Regions from separate parts of the Homo sapiens genome. Here regions 1, 2, 3, 4 and 6 are each linked to region 5. The links are chromatin contacts, found by Hi-C or POLR2A ChIA-PET in ENCODE. All regions are on one chromosome and are shown on one strand. Each heading gives the region's core, a stretch centred on a gene start or an enhancer-like site at or near the end of the contact. The rest is flanking DNA. Distances are from core to core; before and after follow the strand shown.

Region 1 (2,700 bases), core at 132-2,631, 610 kb after region 5:
GTTTCATGGGATTAGAAAAAAAGCAATTTCTTCTTATCTCAAAATTCTCATTAAATATTGTCTGTAAAATTTTTAGGGCAGGCTGAGAGAGGTCCATAAGTATTAGTAAATAATCCCTATGGTTTCGATTGTGAAATTTCCCAGAGAATTTATTATTTAATTATGAGAAGTTATTTAGCTAGAAACATTGTGATGTACATGTAACTTCATTAAGAAAACATACTATGTAAATAAGCTGTTGTCATAGTTCTAGTTCTTTTATTTAAAATTTCTCATTTATAAATATCCTTTGCTAGGAAAGTGTCTGGTTTAGATTTCTGCATGCTTAACATGAAATCGAGTGCCTTGTGTACATTAGACACTGAATAAATATTTGTTGTTTGATTTTGTTGATATAACTTTGATTTTAAGATTTTACTTCATAATTTTCCCTTACAAGAAAAATTTCTAAATTTGCAATGAGTTTCTCGGTATTCTGTACTGGCGAGGAAAGAGTTGATCCTAGCAGAGCTCTTAGAATGGCCTGGTGGTTAATTTTTCATAAACAATATAAAGGGCCAGGCATTCATAACGTGGCAAACAGACTGATTAGCCAGGCTAAGGTACGGGGGCATTTAAATAAGATGTAATGATAATGAAGTATGTGTGTGGGCGTGTTTTACAGGACTGCTGCACCTGGATTACGCTCGGTTTCCTCTTCCAGTAGCCTTCAGGAAGGTTGGCAGTAAGACAAGTTTTTTTCTTTTTCTTTTTTTTTTTTTTGTTGCAACGGTACCACTAATTGCGGTTTCAAAGCAGGCTCCTCCCATAAATGCAAAGGATATGCGCCCATTATTAGTGCTTCCAAATTCAAAGGGATAACATAAGCACCTGTTTTAATAAATGTTGAGCATTTGGAGTTGAATGCTTCTTGATAGAATCAAAAGTGCCCTCAATGATCCACTTCTAGGTTTGAATTTTATTTCAAGACCTGGATTGCAAAACCTAGAGTGAAGAAAGCCCTAACATTGAATCCTCAGTTTCCCTCACCTTCTCTTCCAGCCCCTTTCTCTGCATCTCCCACGCCACGCTGTAGTACAGTCCCCCGTAACTTCCCGCCCCTTGGGTTCCACCTCCTGAGCGTCTTTCCCCCAGAAACCCTCAACCACTTTCATCTCCTTCAGTGCAGCCCACCAATCACGCCTGTTCGCCTCGAAAGCCCCTTTTTAGCAGGGCTCCAAATCCCCGCCTCCCCTGCCCTTGCTCCCCCGCCTCCGCCCAACGGCCCCAGTGATTGACAGGCAGGCCGGGCGGAAGCTGCGGCGCAGGCGCCCTGGCTCCTTAGCCCTCCCCTCTGGCCGGGTCGAGGAGTTCCCAGCAGACACTGCGCCGCGGCTGCGCAGTACACGGGAGGCTTTTAATTCCATTGTGGAGAGGACGGCGTTATTTTTATTAACTGGAGGCGACGGCGGCTGCGGCGGCGGCGGGACCCGTAAGTATTGCCGGTGGGTCCAGGAGGGAGAGGGCGAGGCCTGGGGAAGAGTCGCAGGACCATGCGTGCCGGTGCCGGAGGCGACTGGGCTGGGAATTAGTGCTGGGCGCGTTGCGGTCTGGGCGGCGGCGCGGCGGGGTCCTTAGCGCTGCGGTGGTCCCGGCCCGGGGCCCGGTTCCACCTCCTTTCCTCCCTCTTCCCTCTTCCTCCTCCTTTCTTCAGCCAGGCCTCCTCCGGGGTATGAAAATCGGCAGTGGGTTCCTGAGTGGCGGCGGAGGTACCGGCAGTAGCGGTGGTAGCGGCTCCGGCGGCGGTGGTAGTGGCGGCGGCGGCGGCGGCGGCAGCAGCGGCAGGAGGGCAGAGATGGAACCCACCTTTCCCCAGGGTATGGTTATGTTCAACCACCGTCTTCCCCCGGTCACCAGCTTCACCCGGCCGGCGGGGTCGGCCGCCCCTCCCCCGCAATGCGTGTTATCCTCCTCTACCTCCGCAGCCCCGGCCGCTGAGCCCCCCCCTCCGCCAGCCCCGGACATGACTTTCAAGAAGGAGCCGGCGGCGTCAGCCGCGGCCTTCCCCTCGCAGAGGACCTCCTGGGGGTTCTTGCAGTCTTTGGTTAGCATCAAACAGGAGAAACCCGCGGATCCTGAGGAGCAGCAGTCCCACCACCACCATCACCACCACCACTATGGGGGGCTGTTCGCTGGAGCTGAAGAGAGGTCTCCAGGCCTAGGAGGCGGTGAAGGGGGGAGTCACGGCGTCATCCAGGACCTCAGTATTCTCCACCAGCATGTCCAGCAGCAACCAGCCCAGCACCACCGTGACGTATTACTCAGCAGCAGTAGCAGGACTGATGACCACCATGGCACTGAGGAGCCAAAGCAGGACACTAATGTCAAAAAGGCAAAAAGGCCAAAGCCAGAATCTCAGGGAATCAAAGCCAAGAGGAAGCCAAGTGCATCTTCCAAACCTTCTTTGGTTGGAGATGGAGAAGGTGCCATCCTCTCCCCAAGTCAGAAACCTCATATCTGTGATCACTGTAGTGCTGCTTTCCGAAGCTCCTATCACCTGCGGAGACATGTCCTCATTCATACAGGAGAAAGACCTTTCCAGTGCAGCCAGTGTAGTATGGGTTTCATTCAGAAATACCTACTACAGAGACATGAGAAAATTCATAGTAGAGAGAAGCCATTTGGATGTGATCAGTGCAGCATGAAGTTTATTCAGAAGTA
Region 2 (2,700 bases), core at 150-2,649, 870 kb after region 5:
GTGACAGAGTGAGACTGTCCAAAAAAAAAAAAAATTTTTTTATTATTATCTGTGGATTCAGCATTGTCATTAATCCTCCATTAACAGAAGGAAATCAGGAATAGCTTTGTAAGTTCCAAAATAGTGAAATACATCACAAATAGCAAACTGGTAGTCGACCTGGCAGTGGCCAAAGCCAATGATGACTTTACAACATCTCACTTCTACATGAGGCTTTTTCAAGATTTTAAAGCAAACACTTCTTTAAGGCATTAGACACATCTCTAAAAACCAATTCTTGAAAGGCCTGTCTTTCTCCAAGTCTACTGTATAATTATTACAGTAAGATTTATAATTTATATAATTATAGAGTTGCTTCATTTTATCTCTATCTTTTGTGCTTCATTTTAAACTTAATGAATGTGCCATTTGGATGCAGAAAGGTTTTTTAAAGAAAAAATGCATAAATGTTAGATTGTGTGCACAGAACAACTGTTTATCTGATGTGATTATTATGGATTGCATGCCTGTATCAAAACATTTAATGCTATCTCAGGATTATCAATCTTAATCCCACTTCTGCATTGGTTGGTGGTGGAAGTGGGATAAGAGCCTAGTACTTACTCTCACTGTTCAGATGACCTTAAGAAGTCCACTGGATTCTAAAGTTTTGCCCTCACAAGCTGCACTTCCACCCTCCTGAAGCTTTATTGAATCTTAGTCCCGGAGTTGTAAACATAGATATTCCTAAATCTCAGTTCACAAAGGGGAACCACCCCTCCTTGGAGGCTGGAATGCGTAGAAACCTTGTTGGGTAGGTAAAATAAAAGCATCTTTTTAAGCTTCTGAGAGAGCTTCCAGCCACTAAGGCAGGTGCCAGAAGAGAAGACGTGGGTAGATAGCAGTCAACATGAACTGGACATTAGTGTGTGAACAAGCAGCTTACTGACTTGTCCATCATTATCTCTAGAAGACCCTTCCTAAATGTTCTGCTGAAACTCTCATAATGCCTTTCTTTTTAAAAATTTACTTATTTCTTTATTTTTAAAGATAGGGGTCTCACTATGTTGCCCAGGTCAGATTCAAACTCTTGGCCTTGTGTGTTCCTCCTGCCTCAGCCTCTGCAGTAGCTGGGGCTACAGGCATGTGCCACTGCATCTGGCTCTCCACAGCTCCTTTAATGACCAGTTTATCTACTTGCAAGTGGTGGACAGTGGTGGGGCCACCAGAGACCACCACCATCTCTCTGGTACTTGAGTATCACCCCATTGCTCTCTGGTGACTCATCAGGGCTGGTGATTATTGTTATCAACTGAACCCAATGCACAGCCACAGGTTCCCTCCCACACTGCAAGACTTTGCATGTTTTGGTCTAGAGGCAGTTAAGAGAGGATGTCAAGTGTGAGCCCAGCTATCAGTAAGTAGGAAGTCTAACACAGGAAATAACACCATCTGTGAGGCTGGCAATAGCACACTCCCACAAAAGTACTCTTAATCATGCTTACACACACACACAACTTCAGGACTGCTGAAACAACCCTGAAAGGTACATATATTGAGGAGCTGGAGGAAGCAAGAGCAGACAGGGAACCCCTGTGGAAGGAAAGATACTTCTGGAAATAATGTGGTGAAAGTGAAAAATATATTTGTAAAACAAAAATATCCAAAATTATTTTTCTTACCATAATTTGCATAAATAACACACCAATTTAAGAATGCAACTGAATCACAGAATAACATTTATGTCAGTGCAATTTTAGAATCCTCTTTTTGACATATGAACTAATTTTGTTCTTTTTTCTTAATTAGAAAATTCAAATCTTACATGATTAGGGAATGAAATAATTATAATCATAATTGTCTTTGCTTTCATCTGTGTTTGATTTTCTATCTACTTCTCTTTCCTTTTCTTTTCCCTCCATCCCTCTATCTCCCCCTCCATACCTTTCCTCCTTCCTTTTATTTTTTCTTACCTAAAGTAAGAAACAAAGTAAGTACTTGCTCATACATTATTGTCTCATTCTTAGTACATTTTCAATTCCTGCTTAAAATGCATTCTTTCACTATACCTGTTTTAAAAAATGTATTAAACAGCTACTAGATGTATAGATGTCTAACCAGCAACCTCTCTGGCAGGGAGCCGTAAGGTTGATGGCATAATTACTGTCATTCTGGATTTCCCCATCATTTTGACCCTATAGGGCTTGGAACAGCTGGGTTGGAAAGCCCCTACTGTGCATAATATCCTGTTCTGGGTTTTCTGCCAGAGCTCGTACCCTCTGTTGACTGCACATCACAGCAGTGCAGGGATGCTGCGACATTCTCAGAGCCAACATTCTCCTATGTGGCTCAGGGGAAGCACCAGCTTATTTGGTATTAGGGTTCAGTATGTCATGGAAGGATTTCTTTTTAACTATGTGAAAAAAGCATGTGGAAAGAATGTACTTTTAACAGGAGCATGAGTGCTACCTTGAGGAAAGTGTTAGCTGAATTCACAGAGAATCTGTAATCATCCAAATGCTATTCCACTCTACTTAGACTTCCATTTCTTGTAAGGACAACTACTCTAAAGTAGGCTTTAGATAAGTACTACTGCATATAAGTAACATGCAAAACACCAGCCAGGAAAGTAGCAAAAGGAATAAACGAAAGCAAGAGTGTAATTAAGATTGGCAATGCATGAATTATTTTCACTGTTTTAATTGTCAGGGACACTGGCAA
Region 3 (2,700 bases), core at 71-2,570, 960 kb before region 5:
GAGTGAGACTCTGCCTCAAATAAATAAATAAAAGATTAAACTGTAAGCAAGCAGTTTACTATGAAACTTGCAACCAACTCTACCTGAGAGATAACTGGCAGCCACAGCCTAAGGACTCTCCAGGAAGGATTTTCTGACTCTTACAGACATAAGCCACATAACTCCATCCTCTTATTTCCAATATTTGCCCCGTCCCGAAAAAAAATTAAAGAGTTAACCAACAGTGAGAAGGCCAAATTATTATAATGCTTATAGCACCCTAATTCCAGTTCTCACTTTTACTCAAATTCTTTCGTTAATCAAATCCAGGACTTCACAGGAGGAAACAAAAACAAAGATAAGAGCTTTAACCGTGGAACTAGAAGGCAACACAGAACAAAGAGCTAGATCAACATCTGGCTAATTCTAGAGCCACCATAAAGCAGAGATAAGGTGGCTGATAATCAGGTACCTCGGCCCAAAAGTCCAAGAGGGCACTAAGTGAAGTGCATGAACAACAGGTCATCTAGAAAGCCACGGAAAATGTTAGAAACGGCAGTGTGCGATGAGCGGGAATGCGGCGCAATCTGGACAAGCCTCCAGGGCCAGGGAGGAGACGCGGAAGGACGGAAAGGGTGAAGGATGCACCGCCCAGTGGCTGGAGGAAGTCCAGAAGGAAACCAGGCAGCCCGGGAGGAAAAGAGGAAGCAAGGGGAGGAGGCCTAGAGGCGGCGCGCGGGGAGTAGGCCCCTCTAGGGACGCTCTGGAAGGGTCCTCCCTGTCCCTCCTCCCGGGTGGGGTAGGTGAGGGTGCAGGGCGGCTGGGGGCCGGAAGGGCAGGCAGGCAGCGGCGGGCGCAGTCTGGGGCGCACTCACCCCGGGTCCCTCCCCGACGCGGTAGGTGAGCAGCACCTGGAGGCGCTCGGCGGCGCGGCAGGGCTGCGGGAAGGACACGCACAGGGCCTGGCCATAGTGCGAGAAGGGCTGCGTGTAGAAGCTCACGGGCTCCGCAGGCGGCTCCTCCGAGCCGGGCCGCTCCCGCCGCAGCGCCGCCGCCGTCACCTCCAGGCACGGGTGCGAGTCCAGCCGCAGCTCGGCGGCGCCCTCGGGCTCCAGGCAGCGCAGGTCCAGGACCGCGGTGCCGCTCAGCCCCCGGCTCCCTGCGCCGGGCCCTGGAGGCCCGAACTCAGCCCGCAGGTCCAGGTGCAAGTGCAGCAGCTCAAAGGCCCGGAAGTTGGAGGCCGAGGCCACGTCCACAGCCTGCGCGGAGTGCAGCGGCCGCCGGGCCGCGCCGCTGCCGGGGGAATGCTCGCCGCTCGCCATGGCCGCAGAGCCGTTGCTCACCGGCCGGGCCGCGAACCCGAGGGGAGCCCCGCCCCGAGCGCCGCGGGCCCGCCCCCGCCGCGCGGGCCCCGCCCCCGAAATCTGCTCCCGACCGCATCCCCTCCCTGCGCTTTACCGCCCACTCTTCTAGCTGCACCCGTGCCTCGGGACTTAGGACAAAAGAGGCCGGTGGGATCGTGTGGCCCACGTTTGCCCACCCATATCCTACTGAGGTGTTCCAGTCGTCCCGGTGGGGCACCCTTCTCTGCTGACCCTTCCTGCTGCCTCATCTAGGCAGTGGCGTGGACTGAGCCCTGGCTGGGAAGGTCTGAGTTCCAGATCTCACACCCTGCGATAGGCCAGTTGTTAGAACTGTGTGTCACCTTGGGCAAGTCGCACAAGAAACATGAATCTTCCCGAGCCTTTTTCTGCACCAGTATAATAGAGTCATAATATCTGTGTATCTCACGAAGTAATGTGAGAACTCTACCAGGTAACCTGTCTAACACACTCAGCAAACAGTGAAACCCTGCACAACTTCACGGAATTCACACTGGATCGAGCCTCGTCCCCCAGCAACTCCAGGCACGCCTATCTTTCTATTGTTGGGTTAAGGGACAGGAATCAGCACCGCGCAATTTAAGGCCTGGCTGTCCATCGCATGTCACTTCTATTTCCCTTACTGTATTGTACCGCTTATTGAGCTAGGGTATTCTCCGCTGAATACTTTGTTTCTCTTCTGTACCAGTGGGTTGCAATGGGCCTTCTATGAATAGGAGCTAATCAATGATGATGTTTTTACCGTTCAGCTAGGAAATGAGATTTTTAAAAAGAACAATGTAGGGAGTTTTTCATTAAGGGAAATAGTATTCCGTTCTGTGCTTCCTAGTTTTGTAGAGTTGAAATTATTTTATTTCATGAAATAATGCTTATGGTAGATAATGACTTTAATATTCCATGTAAGTTCAATGTCAGGGTTTTTTGTTTAACTCCAGAAACCTTAGAAACCTGCTTTTCTGTAGCATTGAGAACAGCGCTTGGTACATATTAGACGTTGAATACTCCTATCTTGAAATTATTCAGTCTTCGATGCAATGCACTTTTGCTGAGTATCTGCTAGACACCAGTTGTTAAGCTAAGTGCCTGGGGTACAGTTTGAATAAGTCCGGCACAATTCCTCTTCCTATGGTGTTCATAGCCTAACTCACATTTTAGCAGACGCACAAGAAAACAGGTCACGACACTTCCACGTGCTGCGCTTGATACGGGAAGAAAAGGATGCTGGGGAGCACAACGAAGAGATGCCTAGCCTGATCCTTCTAGTTAAATATTGACAGAGGAAGAGGATGTCATCCTTAGCTAAAGGGTAAAAGATTTTAGGCTGGGTGTGGTGGCTCAC
Region 4 (2,700 bases), core at 57-2,556, 930 kb before region 5:
AATATTTGTATTTTTAGTAGAGACGGGGTTTCACCATACTGGCCAGGCTGGTCTTGAACTCCTGACCTCGTGATCCGCCTCGGCCTTCCAAAGTGCTGGGATTACAGGCGTGAGCCACCACACCCGGCCTTATTTTTCTAAGATCTTTAACTCAACATAGTTAAATATTTTAACTCTCTGCTAACCTGTGTCATTATAGTACATCAAACAGCTATTTACAGTGTGCTGAGTCCTACATATCTGAGCACAATCCAGAATGGAGGATAACTGCTTTGAAGAAGATAAGTTTGAAGAGCCAGGAGACCCTAAAACTTATATTTTGTATGCCATTTATGGGAGAGGGGAACATAAAACATGCAACAAGGCTAGGATACCAGAGTAGTAATTTAAGGTCCTGGGCACTTTCACAAATTGAGGACATCTTGGTTGTTGCTCTTACACAATAAAACAAATGATTAACCGAAATATCAAGATTTGATTTTTTACCTATGACCCTAGAAACTTTAAACTCTGGCAACCTGAGACTTCTGACAGCAATTACATCGTTTTATAATTATCTATGTGTCTGGTTTATTCATACTCAATAAACGCTGGATGTAACAATGAATTTCTGTCCATGGCTTTTCAGAGAACACATGCTATTACCTCTTCCTATTTCCCAGGTAATTTTTGTCCCCCTCTACCCTCAAGAAAGAATTCCAAGAAGGAAAACAAGGCCCCACGCAATAAAGAAGCTTATCCAGACCCCTTGGCTAAAATCTATGTTCCATTCATTTAAAATGCTTCACTCTGTGGACACATATCATGATACAAGTAAAACCTCAAGAATGACACTCCCTCAAATGCCTATTCTTCAGTTCCTCAACGCAGGAACTGAGCAAGGCGAGACGGAGGGACGCGCCCAAGGTCACCTCGACGAACAGGGGGGATTATAACTGGCCCCGCATAAAGTCGATTACGCCCTGCGTTGGGAGGAGGTTCCGAGGTTCTATCAAACTCAAGTCTGGACCTCCTTACCATCCATCACAAGGTCACACGGGTGCTGGGTTGGGAGAGGGAGGCTCACGCGGCCGGGGAGGTACTAAGTACAGGGCTAAGAAGCCGACTGGCCGCGAAAGACCGCATTGCCCAGTTACCAGGCCCAAGTCGACGAGGCTGCGGTTGAGTCTGGCTTGCACCTTGGGAGCCTGGACAAGGGAGAAGGAGGGCAGTGGGCAGGGGGGCAAGAGAAATGCAAAGACAGCGGTGAAGCTCACCAAGGCTCTCGCGCGTACTCCTCCATCTTGACTCCAATGCCGCGAGTGATGCCGGGCAAGCTGGGCGGAGCCTGACCCCAGAGGCGGAAGTGATCCCGAGAGGAGGGCGTTAAGGTCTATGAGCATTGGTTCACCATTTCCCGCTGCAGCCAATGGGAGCCAGGACTCCTGTGGCCAGCGTGTGGTCGGGGCATTGGCCGCGGCGTGGCGAGACTGGCCCTGCCCACGTCCTCAAAGGCCGCGAGTCCCGGCTGTGTGGGCGGGGGGCTACCAATGACGGAGTCACACTACCCGGTCACCAGAGGTTCCGTGGACTGAAATCAACGCGATACTGCCTAAATACGCTTCTTTCTTTCCCTTCCCTTCCGCCTTCCCTTCCCCCTTCCCTTCCCCCTTTCCTTTTCTTCTCTCCTTCCATCCTTTTTCTTTCTTTCTTTTTCTTTTCTTCTTCTTTTTTTTTTTGAGACAGAGTCTGGCTCTGTCGCCCAGGCTGGAGTGCAGCGGCGAGATCTCGGCTCACTGCAACCTCCGCCTCCCGAGTTCAAGCGATTCTCCTGCCTTAGCCTCCTGAGTAGCTGGGACTACAGGCGGGCGCCACCAGGTCCGGCTAATTTTTATGTTTTTTTAGTAGAGACGGGGTTTCGCCATGTTGATCAGGCTGGACTCGAACTCCTGACCTCGTGATCCGCCCACCTCGGCCTCCCAGAGTGCTAGAATTACAGGCGTGAGCCGCCGCACCCGGCCTCTTTCTTTCTCTTCTTTTCTTTTCTTTCCTTTCTCTCTCTTCTTTTTCTTTCTTTCTTTTTTGGTACTTTTGCTGTCAAATGTGGATTAATGCTATCTTATTCGTCACTTACTGTGAAGCTGTTACCAAATACACGTAGCTCCTTTAGGGCAAACAGTGTCTCAGTGATTTATAATAACCACAGTGCCTGGAATGTAGTAGATGCTCAATAAATGTTTGTGAACTGGAACTGTTTGGGCCATCTGGAGAGCCATGACCAATTTGGAGCCCTCGATTTCAGGGACATTGACACCAGAGCCTCTCACAGGCCTCTCCACTAATGATCACCAGAAGGTGTGAAGATGTTTGGCTCGGAGAAGAGGGGACTTATGGGGACCAGGCCGGGCGTGGTGACACGTGCCTGTAGCCCTGACTGTTCGGGAGACTGAGGCGGGAAGATAGCTTGAGCCCAGGAGATCTACCCCGCAGGGAGCTGTGATCATGCCACTGCACTCTAGTGACAGAGTGAGACACTGTCAAAAAAAAAAAAAAAAAAAGGTTGGGACCCATGGAGCTTTTAGTTTACTGTCAACAAAATCCCAATCATGTGATGGCTGTTAAAGTGCTCCTCTCCATTCTGTACGTTTGTAATTAACTTTAAAAATATGTATATATTTATTTTACGGAAAAGTCAATGTCATAAATAATGGAAGAGGCCGG
Region 5 (2,700 bases), core at 35-2,534:
GAGCTACTGCATGAAGCAGTTATTGGCGGGGAGGGGGGTGTGAGTGGAGGAGGGAAGGGGAGGAAGATGGTACCAACAGATGCATCCTCAGACCCCAGTCCACACCCTTGCCAAAATCTCTGACATGGTTTCATCATCTGAGGGTAATGTAAGAGGCCTGGAGTCAGACTCCCCTTCCTCCCCTCCCCCAGAGATCCCCATCCACATCTGGGGCTGCAGCTGGGTCCTCCTCTTGGGCCCTTTCCAGGGGAGGGAGCTGGGTGAAGTGAGGGCAGCTGGTGAGGGGCCCTGTGAATGGCCCCAATGTTGGGAGGCAGGGGGCAGGGAAGAGGCGTCTGGGCTCAGAGGGAGGGAGATGGACTGGGAAGGGAATTGTGACTTTGCAGCACTGGTCTCCTCCTCCATCCAGGCCCAGCGTTAAAGTCTCCATGGTCCTCCTTGTCCTTTATACCCATTCCTGCAGGCAGCTGCCCTCCTTCCCTTCCCCACCCACTTCACCGCCCAGCCTCTCTACCCAGGTGCTCGGAACTGAGGGCCCCCTTTGTTCCCTCCTTTCCCCCAGGGCAGCTCAGGCCTCCCACACTGACCCTCTGGCCCCACAGCCACAACAAGCAGAGTGTGAGCCAGGCCCAGTGGGGTCATCTGTGGGTCATAAAGGTCAATGGGACAGTCGTCTAGCAGTAGGGAGGGGCTAGTCTTGGGCTAGGAGCCTGGCCAGGAATCAACTAAAACATGAGCTTTAAGATGCTGCAGGGTGGAGGTGGGGGAAATTTTAGTTAGGGGCTAGCAAGAACTCCCTTCGAGAAGGGTTGGCGAATTTACTGGAATAAATGCAGAAGGGAAGCTTTCCTGGCTCTTTTGAACTATAAACCGTCAATCGCTGTGGGATCCCCGGGAGACCAGGGTTCTTACCATGCTTACCCACGAACTCGCTCTGTAACCTTCGGTAGTTCCCCTCTTTGAATCTCAGTTTCTTCATTTATGAAATGAGGGTCCCATTGAAGCCGAGGTTCTGCTACTCCAGGAGCCGAGGTTCTAACGTGGTCTGCGTCCAGCGCCCCCACCCCTACTCCCACCCCTACCCCCACCCCCACCCTTCAATCCCGCCCCCTACCCCCAGCCACCCCGTGGCCGCGAGCCAAGAGGTCCCTTTAAAGGCGCGAGTCCCGCCCCCACTGCTCATTAGGGCTTTCGATTGGCGGCTCCTGGGCGGGGCGGGGCCCGGCCTGGGCTCGGGGCTGGCTCGGGGCGGGCTCGGGGCCGGATCGGCCCCCGCCCCCTTTGTTCGCGCTGCGGCGGGAGGTGGCTGCCGGGTGGGAGGTGTGTGCGCGTGTGCCGCGCCGTAGGGAGCGGCGGGTCGCGCCGCCGGCTGTCAGCTAGCTCCGCGCCGCCGCCCGATGGCGCGAGGAGGCGCGCGGGCCCAGCCCCGGGGGGCCGGCCGCGGGTGAGCCCCTCGGCCTGCCGCCCGCGAGCATGTCACCTCCAGCCGCCGCCGCCGCAGCCTCCGCCAGCCGCGCCCGCGCCCCCGCCTCCCGCAGCCGCAGCCGCTGCCTCGGGCATTGGCCCCCAGACCCCCGCCTCTGATCCACGCCCAGACCCTAGCTCCAGAGGGCCATGGCCGGCCAGGGGGACTGCTGCGTCAAGGTGGCCGTCAGGTAGGGACCCGGGGCGGGGAAGGGGGCGCGCGGAGAAGCCTCGGGCTTTGTCTCGCGTGGGCTTTGGGCGGGGGGCGCGAGCACCGCTTGGGCTGGAGCCTGCACTCCCGGAGGAGGGGCCGGCGTGGGACGGGATGGAGGGCGCCGCGCGCTGGCCAGTCTGCCGCAGGGGAGCGGCGACCCCGCCGACTACTGGAAGGTGGCTTTGTTTGGGTGGTAATTTTGGGCCCCTCTTGGGAGCCCTTAATGATCAGAAAATCGAATAAACAAGGAAATCCGGTATTTCACACCCAGCTCTGGCCCAGGCCGGAGCGTCTGTGCGTTTCCTCTTCGCCTCCCCACGAGGCTGCTGTCTCATACGGGGATACCAGAGAGGGAAATTTCCCCTCATCCATGCGAGTCAGCTAGTTATGTGCTCTTGGTCCAGCTAGCAAAGGCAGCACACCCACCCTGGGAGCCAGATCTGCAGACAAAGATCGGGTGCGGGGACCAACGGAAAAGCTGGGATGATGCCTTGGCCTTCTGTGGGAAGTCAATGGCTTTGGGGGAGAATCCTACCAGTCCTGTCCCAAGAGGAGATGGGCCTAGGAAGGGAGGAAGAGGTGTATCTGAGGTGCTTCTCTCTGAGAGGGCAGGAGGGTGTGATGCAGATGCCCCATCCTCAGGCACTCAGATAAAATTGAGCAGGGGAGGGTTGCCTAGACTTATCTGGGGTTCCATTCTCAACAGCTCCGGGACTTGAGCCGGCAGAAATGAGACAGGGAGAGGACATGGCTGGGTGGGTTCTATTGGGAGGGGTACACAAAGGTGCAGGAGCAGGAAATGCTGTGAAATTGAGCCATCTGTGTTCTTTGTGCTGGGTGGAGATGCTTCACACCTCACCACTTCTCCCAGTTTTTGCTTTGGGTTTTTCTCTTTGAGAGGGGTGTCTTGGCGGCAGAGTGCCAATCTGGAGCTGCTCACCAAGGTAGGGATGTGGCAAGAACATCTATCTCTGCCCCAGCCCTGTATGATGGAGGGGGCGGGGGATTGTCCAGGTCTAGGG
Region 6 (2,700 bases), core at 98-2,597, 720 kb after region 5:
TGGGATATGCTCTCCCATTGATACCTTTAAACAAACCTAGCCAGTTCAAATATAAGCATTTTAAGTAGAGATATTAAGATTCTGGGTCTTGACCAGGCACAGTGGCTCACGCCTGTAATCCCAGCACTTTGGGAGGCTGAGGCAGGCAGATCACGAGGTCAGAAGTTCAAGACCAGCCTGGCCAACATGGTGAAACCCCGTCTCTACTAAAAATACAAAAATTAGCTGGTCATGGTCATGCATGCGTGTAATCACAGCTACTCAAGAGGCTGAGGCAGGAGAATTGCTTGAACCGGGACCCCAGAGGCAGAGGTTGCAGTGAGCCAAGATCACGCCACTGCACTCCAGCCTGGGCTACAGAGTGAGACTCTGTCTCAAAAAAAAAAAAAACACAAAAAACACACACACACACACAAAACAGATTCTGGGTCTTAATATGGCTGATGACAATAAAATGTCTCAAGATAGATGTATTTGTTTAATGGTATATATTATGTGCCATTAGTAATTCTTAGTGATGAAATTAAGCCTGTGCTTAAATCTTAAACAAGTCAAGCATCCGTCCTTAAAACACTTGGAGGCAGCTGACAGCTCTGTGTAACCTGTGCTGCAAAAATATTCATAGGAACACAGAAGACATTTCTATAAGCTAAACAAATAAACAGACCACGTGCAGCAGACCCACCGAGTTACTTGATCCAAAACTCAACTGCCAGAGGATTTAACATATCAACAATAGAGGTGTCAAAAGCATAATGTTTCTGTTGGAAATACCACCCAGAATTCCCAGAGAGCCTTTCCAATTGATTAACTTTGAAACAAAATCCAAACATTCTTGGCTGCAGGGAAAAGTTTATCGGTTTTTTTTTCCCCCAACACACTACTAATTTTGAACTAAAAATCATTTGATGTCAAAATTTTTCTTCTGAATAAGATGCTATTGGTATCTTATATTCTAACCATCCTCCCAGAATGTCCAGTTTCTTCCATTTTACAGAATTTTTGTCACAACACGAAAAATGAGGTTGCTCTGCTGAATTTGTAGTATAGAAAGTGGGACATGGATGGGCTTCAAGACGTCCAAATTTATCTACAAAAAACTATTGTGTATGTGTTTTTTTTTTCTGGAGAGAGGATTCAGGCTTTCATAATATTCTGCAGGCTGTGAGCTCCTCTTTCCCCATTTAAGAAGCATTCATGGGCCCTAACATAAATACAATAGGAATATAATTTGCAGCAAGAATTCTCCTTTCCTCTCCCTGAGATGTATTTCCTTATAAGGCCGAGAGGTGGCAGCATAAACACCAGCCTGTAGCAGCCCCATTTTCCTGACGGTGGAAAACTTTTAAAGGTGAAATTTATCTATGTGAGATCCTGTCAATAACCTTGATTTGGCTTGGATAGATTGTGGACATAATGTCCCATCAAACTGCCCTAAAATATTCGTAGAGGAGTAGCGTGAGATTGAATCAGCAGTCCTGGACTTTGAGGTCACAAAAATTGAAAGACAACGTTTTGTTAGAAGTTGAGCACCATGGAGAGAAAAGCACAGAGCTTGATTATTGGTTGACTCAGAGGCATTTACATATTCCATATCAAATCAAATATAATTTCTTGAGTGGCGATTAGTATTTTATTTTACTACATAGTATCATTGTTTAAATAGTATATAAGTTACCCTAAGAGATTACTTATTCTGAATAGGAAAATACTTTTGTTTCTTGGAACCAACAGCCAAAAGATCTCTTTCAGTTCTTGTCCTTAGGTGACTGAGAATAACAGAAAAAGGAAGTTGTTTTGCACATGTAGATTCTGTGGATTTTTATTTTGATAATTAAGTATCACTTTCATTTCCTGTGAAAGTATGAGAAGCATGGATGCAGAGGCATGCTACAATTTTTATGCACACTGGATAGTTTTTTTCTTCTTTAAACATGTCTAGCCAATTCAAATATGAGAATTTTACGTAGCTGGTCAGGCACGGTGGCTCACACCTGTAATCCCAGTACTTTGGGGAGTTGAGGTGGGCAGATCACTTGAAGTCAGGAGTTAGAGACCAGCCTGGCCAACAAGTTGAAACCCCATCTCTAATAAAATTACAAAAATTAGCCAGGCGTGGTGGTATATGCCTGCAGTCTTAGCTACTTGGGAGGCTGAGGCAGGAGAATCACTTGAACCCGGGAGGCGGAGGTTGTAGTGAGCCAAGATCGCACCACTGCACTCCAGCCTGGGCGACAGAGCAAGACTCTGTCTCAAAAAAAAAAAAAAAAAGAAAAAAAAGAATTTTAAGTAGCAGACTCTAGGTCTTAATATGGTTTATGATTGTAAATGTCTCAGGATAGACTCATTTGTTTAATGGGGTATATGATGTGATGCTAGTAATTCTTAGTGATGAAATTAAGCCTGTGTTTAAATCTTAAAGAAGTCAAACATCCAACTTTAAAATAATTATAGCTGGGCATTGTGGCTATATCCCAGCACTTTGGGAGGCCAAGGCAGGTGTATCACAAGGTCAGGGGATTGAGACCATCCTGGCTAACACGGTGAAATCCCGTCTCTACTGAAAATACAAAAAATTAGTAGAGTGTGGTGGCACACGCCTTTAGTCCCAGCTACTCGGGAGGCTGAGGCAGAATTGCTTGAACCCAGGAGCCGGAGGCTGCAGTGAATTGAGATCATGGCACTGCACTTTAGCGTGGG

Evidence for each region. Hi-C counts contacts between places; a loop is a spot of excess contacts on that map. ChIA-PET counts read pairs that join two places held with the same protein, here RNA polymerase II (POLR2A). Pooled maps may share reads with other maps.
Region 1: a loop to region 5 is called in a map of CD8-positive, alpha-beta T cell, with 14 times the contacts of the local background. The contact joins the promoter of ZNF281 here to the promoter of KIF21B in region 5. A Hi-C loop is called at or near these places in 3 of 168 maps with a recorded cell type or tissue (CD4-positive, alpha-beta T cell, CD8-positive, alpha-beta T cell and naive thymus-derived CD4-positive, alpha-beta T cell), 8 of 37 single-sample maps with no recorded cell type and 11 of 50 pooled maps. POLR2A ChIA-PET finds 5 or more read pairs at or near these places in 2 of 52 experiments (A549 and activated CD8-positive, alpha-beta memory T cell).
Region 2: a loop to region 5 is called in a map of B cell, with 6 times the contacts of the local background. The contact joins the enhancer-like site here to the promoter of KIF21B in region 5. A Hi-C loop is called at or near these places in 2 of 168 maps with a recorded cell type or tissue (B cell and naive thymus-derived CD4-positive, alpha-beta T cell), 2 of 37 single-sample maps with no recorded cell type and 9 of 50 pooled maps. POLR2A ChIA-PET finds 5 or more read pairs at or near these places in 1 of 52 experiments (OCI-LY7).
Region 3: a loop to region 5 is called in a map of B cell, with 20 times the contacts of the local background. The contact joins the promoter of RNPEP here to the promoter of KIF21B in region 5. A Hi-C loop is called at or near these places in 1 of 168 maps with a recorded cell type or tissue (B cell) and 4 of 50 pooled maps. POLR2A ChIA-PET finds 5 or more read pairs at or near these places in 1 of 52 experiments (activated CD4-positive, alpha-beta T cell).
Region 4: a loop to region 5 is called in a pooled map, with 6 times the contacts of the local background. The contact joins the promoter of TIMM17A here to the promoter of KIF21B in region 5. A Hi-C loop is called at or near these places in 1 of 168 maps with a recorded cell type or tissue (breast epithelium), 1 of 37 single-sample maps with no recorded cell type and 8 of 50 pooled maps. POLR2A ChIA-PET finds 5 or more read pairs at or near these places in 2 of 52 experiments (OCI-LY7 and activated CD4-positive, alpha-beta T cell).
Region 6: a loop to region 5 is called in a pooled map, with 3 times the contacts of the local background. The contact joins the enhancer-like site here to the promoter of KIF21B in region 5. A Hi-C loop is called at or near these places in 1 of 168 maps with a recorded cell type or tissue (B cell), 2 of 37 single-sample maps with no recorded cell type and 5 of 50 pooled maps. POLR2A ChIA-PET finds 5 or more read pairs at or near these places in 1 of 52 experiments (T-cell).

Annotation. Positions count from the first base shown.
Region 1 is chr1:200,408,717-200,411,416 of GRCh38, reverse strand. ZNF281 (zinc finger protein 281) reads left to right here and starts at 1,381. Exons shown (of 2, transcript NM_001281293.2): 1 at 1,381-1,471; 2 at 1,694-2,700. The coding sequence starts at 1,712. RefSeq lists enhancers at 1-127, 803-852, 399-976, 977-1,554, 1,555-2,132 and a silencer at 1,193-1,372.
Region 2 is chr1:200,153,015-200,155,714 of GRCh38, reverse strand. All of the region lies in intron 7 of NR5A2 (nuclear receptor subfamily 5 group A member 2), which reads right to left. Among named protein-coding and RNA genes, the nearest start is that of NR5A2, 130 kb to the right of the region's middle. RefSeq lists an enhancer at 2,040-2,109. Within about 2 kb of position 1,399, at least 5 of the 41 ENCODE cell types and tissues checked have a DNase peak (open chromatin) inside an H3K27ac peak, as active enhancers do; they include B cell and OCI-LY7, where a contact is called at or near this core.
Region 3 is chr1:201,981,268-201,983,967 of GRCh38, reverse strand. RNPEP (arginyl aminopeptidase) reads right to left here and starts at 1,320. Exons shown (of 11, transcript NM_020216.4): 1 at 855-1,320. The coding sequence starts at 1,301. RefSeq lists a silencer at 735-1,414 and an enhancer at 1,625-1,684.
Region 4 is chr1:201,954,109-201,956,808 of GRCh38, reverse strand. It overlaps TIMM17A (translocase of inner mitochondrial membrane 17A), which reads right to left and starts at 1,306. Exons shown (of 6, transcript NM_006335.3): 1 at 1,257-1,306. The coding sequence starts at 1,282. RefSeq lists an enhancer at 1,028-1,317.
Region 5 is chr1:201,022,298-201,024,997 of GRCh38, reverse strand. KIF21B (kinesin family member 21B) reads left to right here and starts at 1,284. Exons shown (of 35, transcript NM_001252102.2): 1 at 1,284-1,655. The coding sequence starts at 1,615. It overlaps LOC101929305 (a long non-coding RNA gene), which reads right to left and starts at 1,049. Exons shown (of 4, transcript NR_188464.1): 1 at 913-1,049. RefSeq lists silencers at 559-716, 1,068-1,427, 1,828-1,877 and an enhancer at 2,482-2,700.
Region 6 is chr1:200,306,263-200,308,962 of GRCh38, reverse strand. No RefSeq gene overlaps it. Among named protein-coding and RNA genes, the nearest start is that of LINC00862, 66 kb to the left of the region's middle. Within about 2 kb of position 1,347, at least 2 of the 41 ENCODE cell types and tissues checked have a DNase peak (open chromatin) inside an H3K27ac peak, as active enhancers do.